2 separate regions of the Homo sapiens genome follow, and region 1 is linked to region 2. A link is an interaction called in ENCODE POLR2A ChIA-PET data of the cell type or tissue named here. Cell type or tissue: OCI-LY7. All regions are shown on one strand. Each heading gives the region's core, and the rest is flanking DNA. Links, peaks and the distances in the headings are about the cores only.

What was found. ChIA-PET counts read pairs that join two places held together with the same protein. Peaks named below come from ENCODE experiments on the same cell type or tissue, not always from the same donor. Only the 100,000 strongest peaks of a DNase experiment are listed, where the experiment ranks them.
Region 1: POLR2A ChIA-PET joins it to region 2 with 12 read pairs; 5 of 35 experiments call an interaction of 5 or more read pairs at or near these places.

The regions. Positions count from the first base shown.
Region 1 is chr5:88,225,663-88,228,580 of GRCh38, forward strand. It overlaps TMEM161B (transmembrane protein 161B), which reads right to left. Exons shown (of 12, transcript NM_153354.5): 3 at 2,783-2,866; 4 at 107-204. Among named protein-coding and RNA genes, the nearest start is that of TMEM161B, 42 kb to the right of the region's middle. In OCI-LY7, for the core only: no CTCF peak of the experiment used is centred there; no DNase peak of the experiment used is centred there.
Region 2 is chr5:88,674,396-88,677,313 of GRCh38, forward strand. All of the region lies in intron 1 of MIR9-2HG (MIR9-2 host gene), which reads right to left. It overlaps MEF2C-AS2 (MEF2C antisense RNA 2), which reads left to right and starts at 1,823. Exons shown (of 4, transcript NR_146284.1): 1 at 1,823-1,868. RefSeq lists enhancers at 795-894, 1,332-1,897. In OCI-LY7, for the core only: no CTCF peak of the experiment used is centred there; DNase peaks (open chromatin) are centred at 586, 966 and 1,566; H3K4me3 peaks cover 2,500 bases; H3K27ac peaks cover 2,158 bases.

The DNA of each region.
Region 1 (2,918 bases), core at 317-2,816, 450 kb before region 2:
AGATTCCATATTCTCTATAATGGACTTAATGATTAAAATGAAAGTACTTTCACTACTATAATATAAAACTGAGATTTATAGAACATTTTATCAAGATTTCCCTTACCTAAAGTATCCACTTCTGTAACTGACTTTGTTTCTAGATGAAGGTCAATATCCTTTGGAATGGTTAATGGCTTACTTTCAATGTGACCATTATATTTCCTATAAAAATCAGACAAGTGACACAAAAAACAAGTTACCTACACTGTTATCCAAGTGCTTGTTTCAAACTAATTACAGATGAAGTTTTAAATTTCACAGTGAAAAGGCAGAATTTCTAATATTTCATCAATAAGGAGGTAAAGTACTCAAAGGTAGTTTTTAAAGGGGTACTATAAAATCTGAATGTAAATTATCATGTGAATATACAGATTACCAGGGAAATAATTACCTAAATTAGTTACTGCAACAAAATCTTTTTTTTTCTAGCTTAGCATTTCACACCCATTTCTCCTACTCTCTTTTCTCTTTAGGCACAAGAGTAAATGCAAATGAAGACAAAGTGCACTTCTCCTTGAAGTGACGTGTATAAACACACACACACACATACATATAAACAGACCCGGAACCATATGCAAGTCAGAGTTGAAGAAAGATTTACGTGTATGAGAAATTCAGAAACATGAAAGACTAACTTGGAATAGTTTTTACTAAAAATCACAGATGAAGGAAAACAAATTCTTCCGGTGTATCTGTATGATTCCCAAATTTAATTTTTAAAGACAAACATATAGAAAGCAATAAACTAAGGTTTCAATTTATTACTTTATGTATTTCTTTAGACACACAGTTGCCCAGGCTGGACTCAAATTCCTGGGCTCAAACAATTTTCCTGCTTCAGCCTCTGAGTAGCTGGGACTACAGGTACACACCCCCATGGCCAGCTTCAACTAAGTTTTAATAATATTAATTTCAATACTGAAAAACAACTTTGCATTTATCCTTGAATAAAAAACTGGAAAGCCTCAGTAAAAAATAATTTCATGTTAATAAACCAAACAATAATTCTTGTTACTAGGAACAAGGCAGCAATGTTAATGTATCTTTTTGTAACTATAAGGCATGTTCAACCTATTAAAAATTACTGCAGAACAGAATTATTCATTACAAGGCATTATAATAAGGATTCAGGCCAGGTGCAATGGCTCGCACCTGTAATTCCAACACTTTGAGAGGCCAGGAAGATCGAGGCAGGAGGATTGCTTAATCTCAGGAGAGACCAGCCTGGGTAACACCGGGAGACCCTGTCTCTACAAATTTTTTTTTTTAAAAACTAGCTGGGTATGGTGTTGCATGCATCTGGTCCCAGCTACTCAGGAGGCTGAGGTGGGAAGATCATCTGGGCATGGTGTTGCATGCATCTGGTCTCAGCTACTCGTGAGGCTGAGGTGGGAAGATCATTTGAGCCTAAGGAGGTTGAAGCCACAGTGAGCCAGAATTGTGCCACTGCACTTCGGCCTGAGTGACAGAGTGAGACTCTTTCTACATAACTAAATTTTACAAATGTTGAACATAGTAGCTATAAATGGGTGGAAGGGGAATAGTTAAAAAGAAACAGAAACTAAAAACTAACCTAGATTCAAATCCTGGTTACCAGTACGTAACCTTACTAGTTATGTAAATTTGGGCAACTCATTTAACATCTCTGATCCTAGCTTCTCATTAGTAAAGTGTAAATTAAATTATTAGCTAACACGGTTGTTTTGTGGATTAAGTAGAACTGTGTATAAAAGTGCTCTGGAAACTATAATGTTAGGCAGGACTATTTTATTAAAGAACTTAACTACTGGAATAAAAAGAAGGAAGGTTTACTATTAATAGTCCAATGAGCTTCCAGGTATATTTGTAATGATAAGTGAAAAAGGATGGTAGTAAGATCAAAAAAGACAGTCTTTTCAAATTTCCAATTTGATGCCAAATAATCATTAATGTTTAATCATTTTTTAGCTTCTATAAATGTATTAGGCTAGGTTAGCATTTTTATGATATACATGAGAAATATGGTTATAATTTGTTGTCAATCAATCATTTCAGAGTCACAGGGGACCTAAGAAGTCCTCCTAGATCCCCAGTTGAGAAAACTACGGTCCATTCAGAGAGGTAATTAACATACACTTTCCCTAAGAATTCTATTTAAATAGAGATATAAAATCTTAAAGCTGGAAGGATTATTCAAAACATTGTTTTGTTTACTCTGTCCAAGTCACAGATGAGGCTTCTATGGTCTGTTCTGTGAGGTCAATTAGTAGGTAGTTCTCTTCATAAACTTTAAACATGAAAAGAACATTCAGGAGCTGATGGGACCTACACAGTTATATTGTCCCTCCCTTTTAATTATAAAATGAGGAAACTGAGGCCAAGAGCAGGTTAATTTCCCCAATGCCACAATACACAGTAGCAGCAAAAACTGGAAAATAACCCAAACCAACTGACGTCTTTAATTAGTTGTAGGATAAAGATATGGGTTATAAGTCTCTCCCCAGTCAACCCCCAATTACATTTTCTTTAGTATGATGGCTATATTGTTTTCATGATTTAAACAAAGAATAAAGTTCTTGAGTAAAATAATCACTATTTTGTGTGTATATATTACTACAGATTAGATTTTCATGGGTTTTGATCTCAAATTTATCAACTACTTACAACATAATTGGTACATGTTTCTTTAATCAAAGCATAAAAATGTATTTATATAAATTGTGTTAAATATTTATTACTTTACAAGCTCAATAAAACTTACCTATCTTTTTTGGTTTTCCCTTTTTGTTGTTTCCCTGCAAGAATTCTTAATTCTTCTTCTGTAGGATGTTGATACCACCTCAAACTAAGCAAAAAAAGAATTCTTTTAAATAAAGCGCTTAAAATCACCAGAATTA
Region 2 (2,918 bases), core at 314-2,813:
GTGTCTGCGTGCCGGGGTGGTAGTTCCGAGCCTGCGCGCGTGCGACCGGGTACGGGAGGGGGAAGAGTGCCGTAAAAATTCAGACGAGTGGCCCGTATGTAAATGCAGCCCGCGGGGAGCAGGGAGGCGGTAATGACAGCCGCTGGCGCTCAGCCCCGCCGGCGGCCCCTAGCTTTCCCGCCAAGTGCAGCCGGAGGACAGACAGCCATGCGTGTCCTTGGCGGGAGAGCCCCCACCCGCCGCGCGCGCCCGACCCCCGCGCACACGCACACACTCCCCTCGCAGGCGTGGGGCCCAATGGCCACGAACATGTCAGGAAAACAAAGCTGGGGCTGCGAGGTGGAACGATGAAACGGCACACTTGGCGGCCGAGGGCAGAGCGGAGAAGTCGCCACCACAGCCACCGGCGCCCCTTTCTTGCCTGCTCGTAGATCTGCCCTCCGGCCCAGAAGAGGCCGAGGACCATTTCTTAGCTGCCCCAGAGGAGGGGGCGAGCAGAGGAGGGGGCGGATGTGCACAGGGAGGTGCCAGCGGTCCGGTGCGCGGGCACGCACACGCCGGCGCGCAGGGCTGCCGCGGGCGGAAGGAGGGGAATGACAAGGCCTCGGCCGCGTCTCGGAGAGGCACTACCTCCGCGCTGAGGCCGCTGAGTTTCAAGTGCAAAACACCAGGCCAAATCCGGCAAGGCGGCGGCTACAGAATGGCTCACACTTCAAGCCTCCTTCCTCAAACAATCCGATGGGAAGGACCTGGCTGTTCAGGGGAAGCCTTTGCTGGCCTCTCTTTTTACATGGGGTGAAGTCGAACCCCAATCTAGGAGCCCTGGCCTAGATGGCTCCGCAGATGAGTCCCAGACGTGGCCATGGAAAGACTGATCTCTCTCTGCTCAGAGCGCCTGCCTCGGTGCTCACTAGCGCAAGCACCTCCCAACACACATACATACATACACACACACACACAACACAGCACTCCCATCACATTAAAACGCGCGCTCATGATCCTGCCGTTAATGAAGCCGAGGCGCATAATGAGTGCACAGGTAAATAGGTACCGAAACCAGAAGACTTCACCAGTCGGCTGGGCGATTTACCTCTCCCTACAGGGAGCACTTGTAGTTATCGTGTTTTAGGAGTGATTTGCTGTTGTCTGTGGTCTCTCGCTCCTCTTCTTGTGGAGAGAAGCCAAAAAATATATATGTTCCGTGGTCAGAGTCTTCTTTCTGATAAGCTACCCGAGCATTGGTCTAAAACATCTGTTTTATCTGTTGATTTTGGTTTGTTGTTTTGGGGAGTGTTGCTTTTCTGAGGGAAGCAAAAGAACGTGTGTGTGGTGGGGCTGGAAGCTCAGGGCAAGAGTCTGCGTGTGCGGCCGGAAGGCTGGCGAGTCTGAGAGCCGCGCGGTGCAGAAAGAAGGCGGCGGCTTGTCCTCCCCCGGGGCCGGCACTGGTCCCTTGGCACCCCGGCCTGGGCTCGGCTACTGCCGCCGCCGCCCGCGCTCTCGGGCTCCGCCGGCTGCCGCTCCGTGTTTTCCCCCATCCCGGCTTCACGTTCAAGGTTTAGCTGCGAGGTCACGTCCATTGACGTCAGCTCCCTGTCTCCCTCTACGTCCGGCTACATTTACATACATCAAGGAAATTAGGGCATTAAAAAAATATGCAAATCCTGCGCGAAGAGGAGCGGGTGCATTCCTGGCGCGATCGCCTTTTATTGAAGCTTTTAATTAAAGGGGCCAGTTGGCGAGCCCCTGAAACAACCGCCAAAACCCCCCAAAAGAGAAAAATAAACGCTGTAGCCTTCGAGAACGGTTGTTTCGGCTCCTGTTCTGTGGGCGGCTGAGGACCGCCGGCTGCCCGGCTCGGAGAAGAACAGGTTAGAGGAGGCAGCTCCAGCCCATGCATAATCAGGGCTCCGCGGCGCCTCCATTCTTTCCTCCTCCTCCTCCTCCTCCTCCTCCTCCTCCTCCTCCTCCTCCTCCTCCTCCTCCTCCTCCTCCTCTTCCACCTCTCCTCCTCCTCCTCCTTCTCCTCCACCTCCTCCTCCTCTTCTTGCTCTCGCTCCTGTTGGTTCCAGCGTGTATTATTTTTAATACTGATGCATATGTAAAGGTATATTTGCATTTTTTAATTTGCGAGAATTTCAGATTTTGTCATTTTATTGGTTCCCTTTCCCTCTTTTTTTTTTTGGAGGATTTTTATTGTTGTTATTTTATTATGTCTATGTGTCTCTCTTGTCCCTTTCTGTCTTTTTTGGCGAGTGTCTGCTGCTGTCTCTTGCTAGATAATATACACAGTTACCTCCCTGCTTCTGTTTATTTAAGGTTACAAATATGCACATCTGTCATGTATGCAATGCCAGCTGTATAACCTCCTGGTTTGGTCATAAAGGAAAATACACATTTTTTTTTCTTTCTTGACATACCTTGATGGGCTGTAGTGCCCATCGCTCAAGGCTCAAAGTTTGATTGTCTAATTAACTTCATATTAGCAGAAACACAGTTCGGGGCCAGTGCTTTCGAGATAATGTATGTATAAGTGAAGTGATTCCAAAGATTTCTAAATAATTTTTGTGCTGATTGCCTGAGAGGTGCGGCATTCCCCGCCCTATTGCTTTCTAGCATTTCTTATTGAAAAAAATATATATATTTTAAAATGGGTAGACACAGCAATGGACAGCCTTCTGCAAGGAAGACATTTTCAACCATGTTGTATGTTGTACCTTATTGGCTGCATTCAAAATTTACTGAGTTTCATTTTTATCTTAATATGGCTGGAAACAAGGCACATTATCTTGACTGAAAAGCATCCTTGATTCCTGACTTTGAAATGAAAGCAAATACACAAATAAAACAATTGGCTATATTAAACCAGTTGATGTGGCTTAAAATATACAGGCCTTGAGTTAGATTTCAAGCAATGGTAA